2 separate regions of the Homo sapiens genome follow, and region 2 is linked to region 1. A link is a loop called in an ENCODE intact Hi-C map of the cell type or tissue named here. Cell type or tissue: HCT116. All regions are shown on one strand. Each heading gives the region's core, and the rest is flanking DNA. Links, peaks and the distances in the headings are about the cores only. Region 1 overlaps LOC105378237 (a long non-coding RNA gene). Region 2 overlaps SLC36A1 (solute carrier family 36 member 1).

Region 1 (8,335 bases), core at 302-8,301:
TCTCCTGCAAGAACAGCACATCCCATCCTTGGAATGTTGCAGAGGCCCTGCCTAATGGTGTTTCTAGCCCTTCCCTGAAGCTTTCTAATCCCCACAGCTATAGCCACTCAGTACCCCATGCAGGTTCAGACACACTCTAGAAGTCAAAGACCTAAGTTATTACCACAGGTTCAAAATAAAGACACTGGAAATTTCAGAAATAACTCAAAAAAGCTTGAAAAGAAAATAACCTGTAATCAGAGCAGCAGCAAAGATAAATCTTTCCAGTATTATACTCACAAGCACACACACACAGAGTAGCATTATGTAAAAATGTTGTGTAACTTGCATTTTTTTTCACTAACTGCATAATTTGATCATTTTTTCATGTTATTAAACAATCTTCATTATTTTTATGGCTTTGAAACACTATTGAATATAAGTATTATAATATAGCTAACTAATCCCTTTTTGTTGGACAGGGGATTATTTCCACTGTTTTCACTATTCTAAATAATGTCACAATTAATGTTATTGAGTCATAATCTTTATGATCCTCTAGGGATTTCCTTAGGTTAAATACTTAGAACTGCTGGATCAAAAATGTGCACACTTTAGAGAATTTTTTATCAGATTTACAAATATTCTAAGAGCAGAGTATATTCCTCCAACAGTGTGAGGAACTGATTCAGAAAATATGAATCAGTCCTGAGGCATTAGACAGGTAACACAGCGTCCATCCTTCCATCCATGAAAAGATATTTATTGAGTTCATACTCTATATTATGTGCTAGGAACACAGCAGGGAAATAGACAGATATAAACCCTACCCTCCCTGTACTCACAACCTAGTAGGGAAATCAGACAAGCAATTTGGATACTGATTAGTTTAGCCTTGTGACTGCTTTTATTCTGACAATATGTTCCATTTTAAGACAAGACTCCTGCCTTATTGCTGGGACTAAGCGTCTTATGTTGGAAACTGGGTACCCTGTTTCTCCCTCACCAGGGGCCATGTCTTATTCTCATAAATTCTCTTGGAAATACTATAGAATCCTGGAACAGTGGCTGGCCCTGCTGAGAGCATTTCCCTTTGTCTACACGAGTTACCCACCAGTCGTGCCAGACTCCAGCTGCACACTACCCCTTTTTTGGAAAAGCAATGAAAATCATGGCCACTTTTGGCTTCACTCTACTCTCTCTGTGCCAGGATCTATACCAACCACTTACTATAAATTACTTTATTTAATTTAAACAACAATGTTATGAGAGCAATACTGTTGTTATACCCTCACTTCACTGGGTTTACCTGGGTCTCTATCTCTGTCCTGATACTTGTCCTGCTAGGCTGAACACACCCTGGTCATCCACTGTTAGGCCCATCTCTGAAGGTCTGTCACACCCAAGGGACAGCTGGGGCCTGGCACTCTCCAGAATCTGCTCTGACAAGGTATCAGGTTGCCTGGGGGCACACCCAGCTCCACTGCAATGATTCCCAAAGCTGAACCAAAGACCACCAGCTGCAGAACCAAGTGAGGTCCTTCCTTAAATGACAAAATGTGTGTATAAAATGAAATACTATTCAGCGATAAAAAGAAATGGGGTACTGAGATATAGGCAAACCTCAAAATATGCTAAGAGAAATAAGCCAGAGGAACTGGACAAATATTGTATGATTCCACTTAGATGAAATATCTGGAATAGGTAGATTCACAAAGACAGAAAGCAGATAAGTGATTGCCAAAGGCAAGGAGGAGAGAGGAATAGGAGTGATTGCTTAATTGATATAGGGTCTCACTTGGGGGTAATAAAACTGTTTTGGGAAACAGACAGCGGTGATGGCTGCACGTGACTGTGAATGTACTAAATGTCACTGAATTGTTTATTTTAAGATAGTTCATTTTAATTTTATGTCATGTTTATCTCAATTTTTAAAAGGGGAGGAGGCAAGAATCTACTGAGTCAAAGTAGTTAGGCCCAGGAATGTCCTTTTGTACAAGCTCCCAGGTGATCTGGTACACACTAAAATTTGAAAAACATGCCTTAAATAAAACCTCCCAGTACAGCTACATAGAAATTGTCATCCAAAGGAATGCAAAAATTAAAAGCTTTTTTTTTTCAAAGCTTGAAGACAAGTCCTAAAGCAAAAGCATGGTTATAACTAGCACAAAGAGCCTAATGGTGAGGTGGCACCACTCAGCTGCCTGGTGCCATTATTTCCAGTTAGCAAGGCCTTCCAAGGGTTTGCCAAGACCACCTGCATGTGCATGTAACACAGTCACTGCAATGGGGGAAATGACGACAGAAAACAGGAGCAAGAGATACATGGTGATATGTGAAGAAGGACAAACCCTAGGCAAGAGGAGGAGGGATATTGACTAATCAATATGACCAAGCAAAGTAATGGTGCAGCTCCTACATAGCTCTGAATTAAAGTAAATGGGAATCAATGGGCTAAAAACCAAGGATTCAATAAAGCCATTAAGTCATGGCAATTCCTTTTGAGGCAAATTCATTCCTTCATGGCTCTGTCCCCTGTTCCTACCAAAAGTCAATACTCTCCTGGCAAGGGATTTGGGGGATGTGGCTCCCAATAAAGACTTTGTCACTATTTCACTCCACCTGTTTATCCCTAGGAGAGGGATTTCTTTGCTTCTGGCTTTTTTCCATCAGTATGTTGGTTTTGCTTCAACCCGTAAGTTAACTGATTTGTGTTTCAAGGGAAACAAAACCTAATCTCATCTGCTGACACCTGACAAGGGGCCAGGTCTCTCAGTGGTTAGTGCTGCTGTTGAAACCTTCCCAGGGAGCTATATCGAGTCACAGTGTGTCCCTCACACATGAACACATTAGCAAGGCACTCTGTGACAGGTGCTATGTTAAGAATATCCTATGTATTGTCCTATTTAACTCTTACCACAACCCCACAAGATTCATTTTATGGATTGGGAAACTGAGTCTTGAATGGTTTAGTAACTCCTAATGTCTCCTGACTCCAAAGCCTGCCTAATGACCACTAGACTCAGCAGTGTCCACATGCCTCCCTAACTAAAACCCTCCAAGTCTCCAGGAAATGAGTGAGTTGCCAATGACCCTTCCAAAGCAGCCACCCACACCCCACAGCAGTTAGAGAGGATTTCTGAGCACATTGGGCACACACAAAATAGTCTCCCAGGTATAAAGTCTTATGTTGAGAGGGGCACTGGCCAACAGACGTCCACAGTTGCTGAGCTCCTTTTTTTTTTTTTTCTGAGATGGAGTCTCGCTCTGTCACCCAGGCTGGAGTGCAGTGGCATGATCTTGGCTCACTGCAACCTCCACCTCCCGGGTTCAAGCAATTCTCCTACCTCAGCCTCCCAAGTAGCTGGGATTACAGGTGCATGTAACAACCACATCTGACTAATTTTTGTGTTTTTAGTAGAGACAGGGTTTCGACATGTTCGCCAGGCTGGTCTCAAACTCCTGCCCACCTCAGCCTCCCAGATGATCTGCCCACCTCAACCTCCCAAAGTGCTGGGATTACAGGCGTGAGCCACCGCACCCAGCCAACAGTCCCTGAGCTCTTATCAGCCAGAACGCTCACCAGCATACAGCCGGGTTAGGAGACAGGAAGAGAATGATTCTGGTGAGTGTGTGCTAAAGACTAACAACTTCGATTTGCTTGAAGGAGAACACACATGCTATGTATTAAGGTAAATGAAAGCTATTGCTTTGGATTCAAAGAACCTGGGCCCTAATTTCCAGCTCTTCCACTTCAGCTATGTGACCTCGGGCAGTTTTGACCTTGCTGAGACTGAATTCTCATTTGCAAATTGGAGGTGTTTATCTTGCACAGTGGTGGCTATGAAGAGTGAATGAGATATTTCACATAAGAGCATTTATCATGTGCCTGGCACAGAGTGAATCTTAAATCGTAGCTGCCATTATTTCCCAAAACCAGATGACTGCTTTGCCAATAAACAACCTACATGCTGCTTTAGACATGCCTGACAAATGTTAGAGCCTGTGTTTACATAGACCGGTGCGCACACAAACCCGGGTGTTCTTTCCTGCTAACCAGTGTGTAGCCTAGTTTACATAGCAGCCTCTCTGAACCTCATAGAGATAACAATATTGGCTACTGCATAAGTGTGTGGTCTGGAATGTTAAAAAGGGAGAGGCCTTCGTGAAAGCCTGCCAATTTTATAGCTTTGATCACCCATTATAATGCTTTCTTTGCCCAGAGTTTTAGACTTCATCATTTTTTCTGTCCCAATACTGCAAAATATGTTGATCAGGAATTAATGCAGTGCAATAGAACTCTGCAGGGCATGCAGCTAGCACCAAAGAAGCCAAGACTTACAGCTCGTGGCACTTGGAGCCACTGGCCACTAGGGGCCGTTGGTAAGCCACAGAAAGCTGGAAGGATGCCTACCTGTCAGGTTTTTAAAAATCACATTTCTTATACAAAAAGCTTTCTGGACTCTCAAAAATCCAGCTCAGGGTCCTTTTGCAGGGAGGGATGGCTTTATTTTCTATAAAGGCTTTAGTCCCATTTCTTTCTGGGACTGAAGAAAAGGGAAGATGAGTCTTAACGAGCTCTGACCTAGTCAGTGAGGCACATGGTTGGTTGGCTGGGGTGGGGTTGGTGGGACTTGTGTGGCAGTATTTGCACAATCCTGAGAGATCCTCCACCTGCAAGAATTCCCCCAATACCCAGTGACTGAAATCTCTTTATGTCTTATTAACACTATGAACTTCTAAAGCCCGGTGATAAATACAGATATTCAGGATGGGACCATGTGTCAGACCACGATTAGATGCGCGATACAGGAAAAGGAGTCAGTGCACACCAAAGAAAAGCATGCAAAGATAGAGCTCCTAAAAGTGGGTTTGAATTCTAGCTTAGCCACTTATTAGCTGTGAAAACTTGGGCAAGTTACTTAATCCCTCTAAGCTTCCATTTCCTTTGAAACCCCTATATCATAGGTTTGTTGCATGGGTTTAAATGAGAATGTATACAAAATTGTACACACATAGAAAGTCTAAGCAATTTTTATTAGTTGTTATTCTTCTTTTGTTGAGTGAAAGTAAGACTGGAATTCAAGGCTAGAGAGCAGACATGCTGTCAGGCAGTTGGGGTTGAGGAAGCAAAATGAGGGTACAAGGAAAGTTTAAAACGGGGATCCCCAAACCCCAGGCCACGGACGGACTGGTACCAGTCCATGACCTGTTAGGAAGTGGGCTGCACAGCAGGAGGTGAGCGGCAGGTGAGCGAGCATTACCGCCTGAGCTCCACCTCTTGTCAGATTAGTGGCAGCATTAGATTCTCATAGAAGTGCAAACCCTATTGTGAACTGAACATGCAAGGGATCTAGGTTGTGAGCTCTTTATGAGAATCTAATGCCTGATGATCTGAGGTGGAACAGTTTCATCCCCAAACCATCCTGACCCTGCCCCTCTATGCCCACCATCCATGGGAAAATTACACAAAACTGGTTCCTGGTGCCAAAAAGGTTGGGGGCCACTGGTTTAAAAGACAGAAGAAAGCCAAAGTAGATGTCTACAGCTCATTGAAGCCCAGATGAAGAAAGTAAAGAAGCCCCTAGATAGGTGTTCACATATTCAGAATTCTTTTATGGTTTGATTGTAAGATGTATACTGGTGCGTGCGTGTGTGTGTGTGTGTGTGTGTGTGTGTGTGAAGTTAGGGGTGTTAAAACTGTAGCTCAACTTTATATCCTAGATGCCAGAGAACTTGTAAAGTCCTCTAGAGCTAGGACACCAGAGGAAAAAAGGAACTAGAAAAATACCAGTTGGTAGACAGAGATCAGGGGAAATGAAGAAGGCTAAAAGACTACACAACTCTGGGTCTCATACCATGAGAAGCAAAGGAAATTAGGGCACACCTGCAGGAGGGCAAGTGGCTTGGGAGGGTACACAAACAGCCCCTGAAGAGAAGGTGAAGAAACATGGATGTTCTACTGGAAAAAGATAAACACAAAGGAAATTTGATCCCTATCTTTGGAGCACTGAAAGACAGTATGGGGAAATAGGAGAGACTGGCTGCCTTATACGTGGCCCCCAAAAGGTAGAGTTAGAATCAATGGGTGTCCAAGAGTTCAGAAATCCCCTAAGGTTATATCTCACCGCGCGCGCGCACGTGTGTGTGTGTGTGTGTGTGTGTGTGTGTGTGTTTAGGTACACACTAAACAAATGTACATCTTTTTGGAAAAAAGGATATTTAAAGCTTTCTTTATCAGATTTTCGTGACCTCAAAAACTTAAGAACTCTTGATATAAATAATAACAGCTAATATTTATCAAGCAATTACTAAGCACCAAGGACTGGGCCAAGTCTTTACATAAGTTATTAAATCCTCACAAGAATCCTCAAGAGGCGGAATAGCTGACTATGAACGCAGGCCTTGGAGCCAGTCTGCTTTAGTTTATATATCAATTCTGTCATTAACTAGCTACATAACCTCTGGCAACTCACTTTCTCACTTCCCTCATTACAAAATGGGGATAATAATAACCACCTCAAAAGGTGTGAGAATTAATTAGTATTAGGGTGGTGCAAAAGTAATTGAGGTTTTTGGTACGGTAATAGCAAAAAATTTTGGTATTGGAATGTCAAAAACTGCAATTACTTTTGTACCAACCTACTATATGTAAAGATTTTGGACAACATCTGACAAATAGTATGCTTCCTAACTACTATCACTTTCTAACTATTAACACTCATTGGTGTGCTGGTCAATGTTTTAAAACAAGCTCTCGAAGAGAAGAAAGAAAAGAGAAACTCTAAGTTGTAATATTCGACAATTTCTGTAGTATAAATATTCCCACCTAGATCCATTTCAAGCTAGCAAAGTGAAATCAACCAGCTCACAAAATTCTTAAACAATTAACAACTGGCTTTCATGAGATAGTACAGGATAGCTCCAGCACACCACTACATTAAAGTTTTTTCTTACTCTCTCTCTTTCTTACTAAGTGCTGGCTGGAAATGGTTCCCTGGTTCCTTGAAGGAGCAGAGTTTATGTAGAACTGAGAGAAGCAATGCTCATTTTCTGTTAGAAGATGCAGGTTAGAGAAAGGAAGTATAAGAGAGTCTGGCAAGAGAACAAAAACCTGTTTGGGTCAAGCAATATTTCTGAAAATGATGGGCATGATCTTTCTTGGGGTAAGAGGGAATTAAACAGCTACCATATACTAAGGGCTTATTACTTGCAAACCTTCATTATTTCATTTAATTCTGACAACAGCCCTTTAAGGTAGATGGTTGTACTTGCCCCAGATTCACAGAGGAGAAAAGGGGGCTCAAAGACATTAGGAAACTCTTCCAGGTGGGACAAGAGCTGAGAGTCAAGCTTAGCTAAGGGCCCAAGCCTGCGTGACCCTAGAGCCTGAAATCATTCCACTTTTCTATATTGCTGCTTAAGCAACAGGGAAATATCCCGGGAAGGCAACTTGGGTTCACCCCCAGTGGAAAGGGGCATCCCCAAAACCCTGGGTAAATTCTATAGGTGGTGCATCAATTTTTACAATCTCTCCAGCAGTCCTGTTCCAGAAAGCCCTTTCATAGATGGGTCCTCCAAGCTTCTCCATGATCAGAAGGCTCCTTAGCCACCCAAATCTCCAAGACCTTTCTACTGCTGCCACCATGGGATTACTCTCCCGGTGCTTCTCTGGGACTACCAGTATCTCATGCCCTTATCCTTCCAGAATCCCTCTCGACAATCAGTTTAGGTACCCAACTTGAGGTCATTTGGGATAGCTGCAATCGTGGAGCCATATAGTCAGGTAGTATAGGAAGACATGCAAAAATGCTGAGCCTTCAACCATCCCTGAAGGCACTCTCTTTCCTCTAGAGAGGCCATACAGGGTGTAATTTGTATGACAGATCCTGCAGTTACATTGCTCAGCTCCAATCATGGCTCTGTATTTGCTAATAATGTGACTTTGGGCAATTTACATAACTTCTATGTGCCCCAGTCTGTTCAAATATGAAATGGATAACAATAGGGTCCTCTTCAAAGCACTATTGTGAGGAATCAATAAAATAACATGTAAAGGGGTATTAAAAGGGGCTTAAATTGATGGTATAAACAAGTTTTACACTCAATAAATGTTAAGCATTATAGCTTGCCCATAGATCCATCTGCCAAATCCATTTTTTAAAAAGGTATTGTCGGGGGGAGGAGCCAAGATGGCCGAATAGGAACAGCTCCAGTCTACAGCTCCCAGCGTGAGCGACGCAGAAGACGGGTGATTTCTGCATTTCCATCTGAGGTACCGGGTTCATCTCACTAGGGAGTGCCAGACAGTGGGCGCAGGCCAGTGTGTGCGCGCACCGTGCGCGAGCCGAAGCAG
Region 2 (8,335 bases), core at 172-8,171, 860 kb after region 1:
GAATGCACAGAAAAGCCCCTCAACAAGAATTCTGCAGCCCCAAATGGCAGTAATAGTGAGGTAAAGAAACTCTGTCCTAAAGAAACCCACGCAGCCTTTCTGTAGCACCAGAGCAGCCGGAAATCCAGCCTGGGGCAAAAGTACCCTTATGCCAAAAATAGAAGTTATGCATATGGCTTTGCTCATTTCTAAAAAGGCACCATTCTGGATTCTACATCTGTCAGAGTAAATATCAGGGTGAGTGAAAAATGAAAGGCAATCTAACAATATAAAGAATAGTATACAATGATCAAGTAGGATTTATTCCAAGTAAGCAAGGCCAGTTCAATATTCAAAAATCAATCAATGGAATCCACCATATCAAAAGGTGAAAAAAGAAAAACTATACGATCATATCAGATACAGAAAAAGCATTTGACAAAATTCAGTACTCATTCATGATTTTTAAATATCTCAGTACAGAAATAGAGGGGAACTTCTATAAAAATTATACTACTTACATCATACTTAAAGTGAAAGACTGAATGCTTTCCCTACAAGATCAGGGACTGGACTAGGATGTTCACTCTCACCACTTTTTTTAAACTGGAAATTTGAACCATTGCAATATGACAAAAAAGAAAGAAAGAAAGAAAAGAGATAGACACTGGAAAAGAAGAAATGCATCTATCTCTATTTGCAGACAACATGGTTGTCTAAATAGAAAATCTCAAGAAATCTAACCAAAAACTCCTAGAATTATCGAGTACAGAAAGGTCACAGGATACAAGATTAAAATACACAAATCAGTTATATTTCTATATACTACCAATGGACACACAGAAACTGGAATAAAAAATACCATTTATAATTGCTCCAAAGAAAATTAAATACTTAAGTATAAATCTAACAAAACACAGGATCTGATAAATGGTTAAAATAACAAATAGTGTCAGGAAGGATCACCTAGGTCAGAAGTTCAAGACCAGCCTGACCAACATGGCAAAGCCCCCTCTCTACTAAAAGTACAAAAATCAGCTAGGCGTGGTGGCATGCACCTGTAGTCCCAGCTACTCGAGAGGCTGAGACAGGAGAATCGCTTGAACCCAGGAGGCAGGGGTTGCAGTGAGCTGAGATGGTGCCACTGCACTCCAGCCTGGGTGACAGAGTGAGACTGTGTCTCAAAAAACAAACAAACAAACACCACAAATAGTGGTAACACCAAAGGCTGGCAAAGTTGCAGAGGAAATAGATCACTCATACATTGTTGCTGGAGTAGCAAAATGGTAGTCACTCTGGAAAATGGTTTAGAAGTTCCTTTTAAAACGAATAATGGGCTTACCATACGTACTAGTCTGTTTTCGCGCTGCTGATAAAGACATACCAGACATACCAGAGACTGGGCAATTTACAAAAGAAAGAGGTTTAATTCGATTTACAGTTCCACATAGCTGAGGAGGCCTCACAATCGCGGCGGAAGGCAAGGAGGAGCAGGTCACATCTTAAGCGGATGGCGGTAGGCAAACAGAGAATGAGTTTGTGCAGGGAGACACCCCTTTTTAAAACCATCAGATCTCGTGAGACTTATTCACCATCACGAGAACAGCGCAGGAAAGACATGCCCCCACAAATCAGTCACCTCCCACCGGGTCCCTCCCACAACATGTGGAAATTCAAGATGAGATCTGAGTCAAACCATATCACCATACAATTCAGCAATTGTGCTCCTGGGCATATATCCCAGAGAAATTAAAACTGATTTTCATGCAGGAACACTTGTACAAATATTTATAGTACTTTATTTGTAATAACTAAATCCGGAAACTGCACATTTCTTTCAGTGACTGAAGGGTTAAACATCAGTACCATGGAACCCTACTCAGCAATAAAAAGAAAAAAACTATTGATAAATGCAACAACTTAGATGAACATCAAGGAAATTATACTGAGTGAAAGAAGCCAATCCCCAAAAGATACATATGGCATAATTCAATTTATTGAATTATTATTATTAATTTCATGAATAAAATTATAGAGATGAACAGATTCGTGGCTTCTGGGGAAGGTTAGGGATGTGGGGGACTGAAGGGAGTGGGTATCTATAAAGGGGTAGCATAAGGAGTCTTGAGGTGACGGTACAGTTAGGCATCTAGATTGTGGTGGTGGTGTATACAAAGCTACTCATGATAACATTGCATACAGCTATACACAAACACACACACACAAATGAGTATCTGTATAACTAATGAAATCTGAATCAGCTCTATGGATTGTGCTAATGTCAATTTCCTGGTTTCAATAATGTACTACAGTTATGCAAGATGTTAACACTGGGAAGCCCAGCTGAAGAGTGCTCTGGACCTGGACCTCCCTCCTGTGCCTTTGAGTCTTCCTGTAATCTACAATTATTTCCCAATAAAAAACCTATATCAAAAGAAGTAGATGACTGAATTTTAAGAGGCAAAATATTTGAACAAGTACTTCCTTAGGCCAATAAGCACGTAAAGAGGTGCAAAACATCACTAGCCATTGGGGAAATGCAAATTAAAACCGTAATGAGATGCCACTTCACACCTATTAGAAGGGCTAAAATTTAAAAGACCACAATATTAAGTATTGGTGAAGATATGGAGCAACTGTAACTGTTATACATTAGGAATCCAACAAGGAACGGCCACTTTGGAAAATAATTTGCCAAAAGTTAGCACACATTTCCCATACAACCTCATCATTTCACCTCTAGGTATTTACTCAAGAGAAATAAAAACATAGGTCTACACAAAGACCTGTACATGAGTATTTATAGCAGCTTTATTCATAATAGTAATTTTTTTATAATTAAATATAGAGTATATTTGAGCCCAAAACTTGCGAATGGCCACTGGGAAGCACAGATTCAAGTTGCCCTCATAACATACTCTGATTAGCAGCAGTTAGAAGTGAGTTTTAAAGGAAGAAAGAAGAGGTAGTTTCTAAATTGTTTACCAGAAATTTACATTAAAATAACATAAGCCATAATAACTAAAAATTTGAAGCAACCTCAAAGACTATCAACTAATGAATGGATAAACAAATTATGGTTCATCCACGCAATAGATACTACTCAGCAATAAAAAGAACCAATTACAGATACATGTAACAACATGGAGGAATATAAAAAGGATGATTATGTTAAGTGAAAGAAACCAGACACAAAGGGCTACATATGTAACGGTTTTATATGACATTCTAGAAAAGACAAAACTGGAGACAGATAAAACAGATTAGCAGTTGCCAAGGGCTGAGTGGTGTGAGGATGGGATTGATTGCAAAGGGGCACAAGGGACCTTCTGGGGGCAAAGGAAACATTCTGTATCTTGATTGAGATGGTGGTCACATGACTGTATGCAAAACACATTGAACTGCACATTTGAAAAAGGTAAATTTAAATTTAATTACATGTAAATTATACTCCATTTTTTTTAAAAAAGGAGACCAATGGCCAAGGGTCTAGTAAAGCATACCCATTAAAGACACACATAGTTCCTCAGCACAACCGCAATGGGCAAAGTATGAGGAAGGCAACCTACATAGCAAAGAGCCCCAGGCTTAGGGTCCAAATTCAGTCCACTGTCACTCAGGTTTATGCCTCCAGTAGTAATGCAATGGGCTTACCTGAGGGCCCTGGCTTTCTGGAAGAAGGGGTTCCAGCCATTAGGTATAAATGTGAGCAGAAATAAAAAATTCAGGAGGTAGACAACCTAAAAGAGGATTGAGTGGCCTCCACAGAGGAAGTGAGCAAGACATCAGTGCATGGATGGACAGCCAGAACAACAAGCAGAAGTATTTTGGAGTCCTGGTTTTCTACAAGTCAGCTAATATTTCAGAAAATGTTTAATAAGCCCTTTGTGATTATGACATATGGCACTTTACAACATTCTCTCTAACCCTCAGGACAATTCCCAAGGCAAACCTTCCTCTTGAGGCTGCAACAGACAGGCAGCCAGCGCCTTGGGAAGCACTCAGGTTCTGGAACCAGAAGACTTGTGTGTGTATCCCAATGCTGCTAACTACTAGTTGGTGGCTTGGCGTAGCTGCTAAATCTCTTTGACCTTCCTGTTCCAGAAATGATAATGACAACGAAAATAGTCAGACTACATGCCCACCTTCCTCTCTTGGTAAAATGTTATACTTTAAGAGTATTCTTTGAAGGCTCTGTTTTAAAACTTATACTGGTAAATGTATTTTCCTGAGTTCTATGAGCTACTCTAGCAAATTAATTGAACCCCAAAACAGAGTCATGGGAACCCTGATTTAAAATTTTTAGCCAGTCAGAAGCACAGGTAAACAACCTGGTACTTGCAATTGGCACTGGAAGTGGTGGTGGTGGGGGTGTCACTCTTGGGGACTGAGCCCTCGTCCTGTGGGATCTGATGCCATCTTCAGGCAGGTGGTGTCAGAATTGAATTGGAGCACACCTGGCTAGTGTTTGCCGCAGAAGTGATTGTATGCTTGCTGGTGCGAACAAATTCTCAAGTATTTTGGGGGGCGGGGAAATGTATTGAGTGAGAGAATAAACATTTTAAGCCTTAAGTGTGTTTTCCCACTCAGTGACAAAAAGGGAAGGGAAGGGGTGTCATCTCTTCCATTGTCCTGTCCTGAAATTAATCTCCACATTTCAAGAAAATTAAGTGTTACCTGTTGTGTCCGGTTTCTTCAGAGAAACAAAGCCAGTAGGAGATATATATATACACACACACACACATATGTGAACACAGATACACATAGAGAGACTGAGAGAGAGACAAATCAAGGAACTGGCTCCCATGACCGTATGAGTCGGCAAGTCTGCGAGTCATAGGGCAGGCCTGTAGGCAGGAGCTGATGCTGCAGTCTGGAGGCAGAATTTCTTCTCCAAGGAAACCTCAGCTTTGTTCTAAAGGCCTTTATACTGATTGGATGTGGCCCACCCACAATATTGAGAAAACCTCTTTTACTTAAAGGCAACTGATTATAGATGTTAACCACATTTACAAAATACCTTCGCAGCAACACCTGGATTAGTGTTTGACTGAATTATAAGTTGACACATATAAAACTGGCTGTCATGTGGGCTCATCTGCTATGCAAGGAGAGGGCTGAAAATTCTTACTCAAGTTTTCGAGAGAAGCAGGAGGAGGTTTAGGGAGGGGAGGATTGTCTAACAGAAAAAAAAATAAAAAACCATTCCTAGTCCCTTTCTTCTTGGGCGACTCTTAATTCCATGGATGGGTCTACTGCTTGTGCCACTTTGCCATATGAACTCTGTGGCATAAGCCGGAAACATTTAACCCAGTATCTAGTAAAGGGATCTGAGTGATATAAAAAGAAAAAAAAAAAAGACACAGATAGCAACCTCTCAAAAATAAAAATAAAATTCATTTATTGAAAAGAAAAAGCTTAACATACGATCCATGTGCAAACCCCAAAACAGGATCTACGAACTCTGGCATGATCCACATCGCTACACATACCATGCTGGAAGTGCACATCCACACAGGCACGTAACATACACAGTACTGTCTAGTTATCAACACCTACAGATTGGTTGATTTTTCTTCACACACCATTGACATGTTTTACAATAGAGTTACCAATTTTATTATCCACTGAAAGAGCATAGCTTCCCCCAGAATCACTTTGATTTAAACCAAATAACACAGTGAATGACAGGCACCCTGCACCTATATCTGCTACCTTCCTTACTCTGATAACCTCCTACCAGCACCATTTATGTCCTCTGGCCAGGGAACGACTCAGTGGCACAAAGGAAAGAGAAGAAATGTTACAGGCTGATGCTGTCGGGGCAAATAGCCCTGCAACCAGCCGGACTTACTGTCTAAAAGTATTAACCGTAATTTCAAAGACAAACCACACCCCTTCCTTTTCCCCTAATGGCCTCAGAGATTTGTAATGTACTTTGGAAAATTAACTTCTAAGGCAGAGTGGAAGCCAACCTCAAGTCCTGCCACTTGGACTCTGTGTCTTCTCTTCGAGGAAGCAGCATTGTGCACCCAGCAGGGGCAGATGCTGAGGCTTGCCTTAACATCTCAGCAGCTACAAAATGAAATCCACTGATACAGAACCCCTTGCTGTGAGCAGTGAGGAGAGAGAGCTGTAAACAGACACAAATTGAGATTTTTGCACTTCCAAAAAATACGAGGTGAACATTAGTGCTAAACAGAGAGAATGTTCTAGGAAGGGAGAAATCTGAGAAGAAAAAGTAAGATGAGAGAGAAGAAACATGATTTTTCTAATGTACTTGTTTGAGATCAACACTTTAAGACTACTGATAAAACTAAATTTCGTGGGGATAGACAGTGAGCAGTGAGCATCAGCCAGTGAATCTGGCTGCAGAGGAGAGATGGAATTGGGCGGCTGAAGTGAAATGATGCCACACATTCACACATATCTAGCCAGGGCTTGTGCAGATGAAGGGATCTTAGCAGCTGGACAGCAGCACAACATAAATAATGCCACTTGTGAATGGTGACAACTGCTAGGCAGGGTGAACAGAAGACGCCAGCTCACACTCTTCCTAGCAAGTGCCTGCATTTAGGAGGAGGTGCACTGCCCACTGAGAGCTGGAAGCCCGCTCCCAACAGCAGCATTTGGAGGACAGAACCACCAAGGGGCTCTGAGAAAGCTACCTCTGGCTTGGAGAAATTGGGGTGACAGGAGCAGGGTCACAGAGCTCAAGAGTATCTGGCCGGAAAAGCCCACGGTTTCCCTTTGCTCCAGCAGATGCAGCCTCACACTCCCGAAAGCCTTTGCTCCGTTGCTCTGTGATCATATTTCTACTTATCCTGGGAAGACACTGGGGAGGGCTCTCTACCTCAAGAAGCCCTTTGGGCTGCATAAGAGATTCTGGGCTGGCTGCGAGCTGCTTGCATAAGAGGAGGAAGGGCTTCCTCCCACTACTACTGACTGGCTGACCCTTTGCTTGATGCCTAAGAGCTGTGCACCTGCATAGCCAGGAAGGTCCTCTGGCTGGAGCTGCCCTTCCTGGGTCTTCTGAAAGAGCCACGCAATCAGTCTGTCAGTGTAGCAGGAGCACAAGCCAGAGATCAAATAGGCCATGCCAAATTGGCTTCCAGAAATCCTAAAGCTACAGCCAACTCTCCTACATACCACGTTCTCACGGCCAGGGGTGTGGAAGCAATAGCCTGCATCCTGCTAAGAGCTGGGGGACCCCAGTATTCTACCATCCAGTCCTCAGGTCCCAACATCACAGTCCCAATCTCAGAACTCGGATGGGCAGGATGGTCTCTAGCAGCTCTGAGTAAACAGAAACGTCCACCAAGGAGGACATGGGCAGGACACAGGTCTGGCCCTCCAGTTGGCATCTACCTTCTCACTGAGACCACTCTTAGCACCGCTGGGAAAGACAGCTAAGATAGCGGCTGGGCTGCCAGAGCCCGAACTTGGAACCAGGAGATGACAGTTTCTGAGCCCACTTTGGTAACTTCTAAGCCTGAGACTTCAGAAGACAGGGCCTCTGCTACTCCCGGCTAGATTCCTGGTCACATAGCACCTGTTAAGAGTCCACCATAGAACAGAAAGGGTGGGTGAAAATCGTCCTTCTCCTAAGGAAGAACAAGTCAACAATGATAGCATATTCCTAAGTTAACAAATTATTAGGTAGGTTGGGAGTCACTACAATGAGAGTCCACTTTTCCCATCCCTTCACCTGGAAGTCAGCTCTCCTGGCTTTGGAACAGAAGAGACAGAAAAAACTGGGGCCATATGGGTGGGTCACAGCCCTTATGAGCTTTGGCGAAACACAGAAGCAAAACCCCTGATACATTTTTGCTGCTCTCCTTCAACCAGCTTTCAGAGTGAACTGTATCTGCAGTGAAGCAAGAGCCTGGTGACGGGACAGAAGAGAAAAGGAGTCTGGTCTGTTACTTACACAGGAACACACACACACACGCACGTACACACACACGTGCACAAATACACAGCTAAAGAGGGGGAATTCATCAATGGCCTTCTGAAATACTTCGCACACCAAGAGGAAAGAAGAGGCAGCCCACAGCAAGGCAATGTATCTTCCTCTGCCTTCTCTGAAGTTTGCTCCCAAATCTGAAGGCTGACCTTGAGGAGGGCCAACCTCAAGGCTGTTTGTGAAACCCAGGGAGGCATTCTGGGGGAAAGACAGGGCTCATAATTAGTGTTCAGTGGGTTCCTTTCAAAGTCCAGGCCACAGAGGCAGTGTGGGGCCGGGCACTGGTTCTGCCCTTTTCCCCACTGATTGTAAACAACCGAGCACTGCGCGTAGTGTCAGACCAGCTGCTGTAAAGTCTATTAACTTAATTTCAAACTCTGTGCACACTGA

Evidence for each region. Hi-C counts contacts between places; a loop is a spot of excess contacts. Peaks named below come from ENCODE experiments on the same cell type or tissue, not always from the same donor. Only the 100,000 strongest peaks of a DNase experiment are listed, where the experiment ranks them.
Region 2: a loop joins it to region 1, with 9 times the contacts of the local background. A loop is called at or near these places in 1 of 110 quality-filtered maps.

The regions. Positions count from the first base shown.
Region 1 is chr5:152,345,874-152,354,208 of GRCh38, reverse strand. All of the region lies in intron 1 of LOC105378237 (a long non-coding RNA gene), which reads right to left. Among named protein-coding and RNA genes, the nearest start is that of NMUR2, 55 kb to the left of the region's middle. RefSeq lists a cis regulatory region at 3,515, an enhancer at 3,431-3,600 and a silencer at 4,273-4,372. In HCT116, for the core only: a CTCF peak has its summit at 4,360 (motif pointing right); a DNase peak (open chromatin) is centred at 4,358.
Region 2 is chr5:151,489,401-151,497,735 of GRCh38, reverse strand. It overlaps SLC36A1 (solute carrier family 36 member 1), which reads right to left. Exons shown (of 11, transcript NM_078483.4): 11 at 5,357-8,335. Among named protein-coding and RNA genes, the nearest start is that of MIR6499, 29 kb to the left of the region's middle. RefSeq lists enhancers at 1,196-1,745, 6,727-6,896. In HCT116, for the core only: no CTCF peak of the experiment used is centred there; a DNase peak (open chromatin) is centred at 4,805.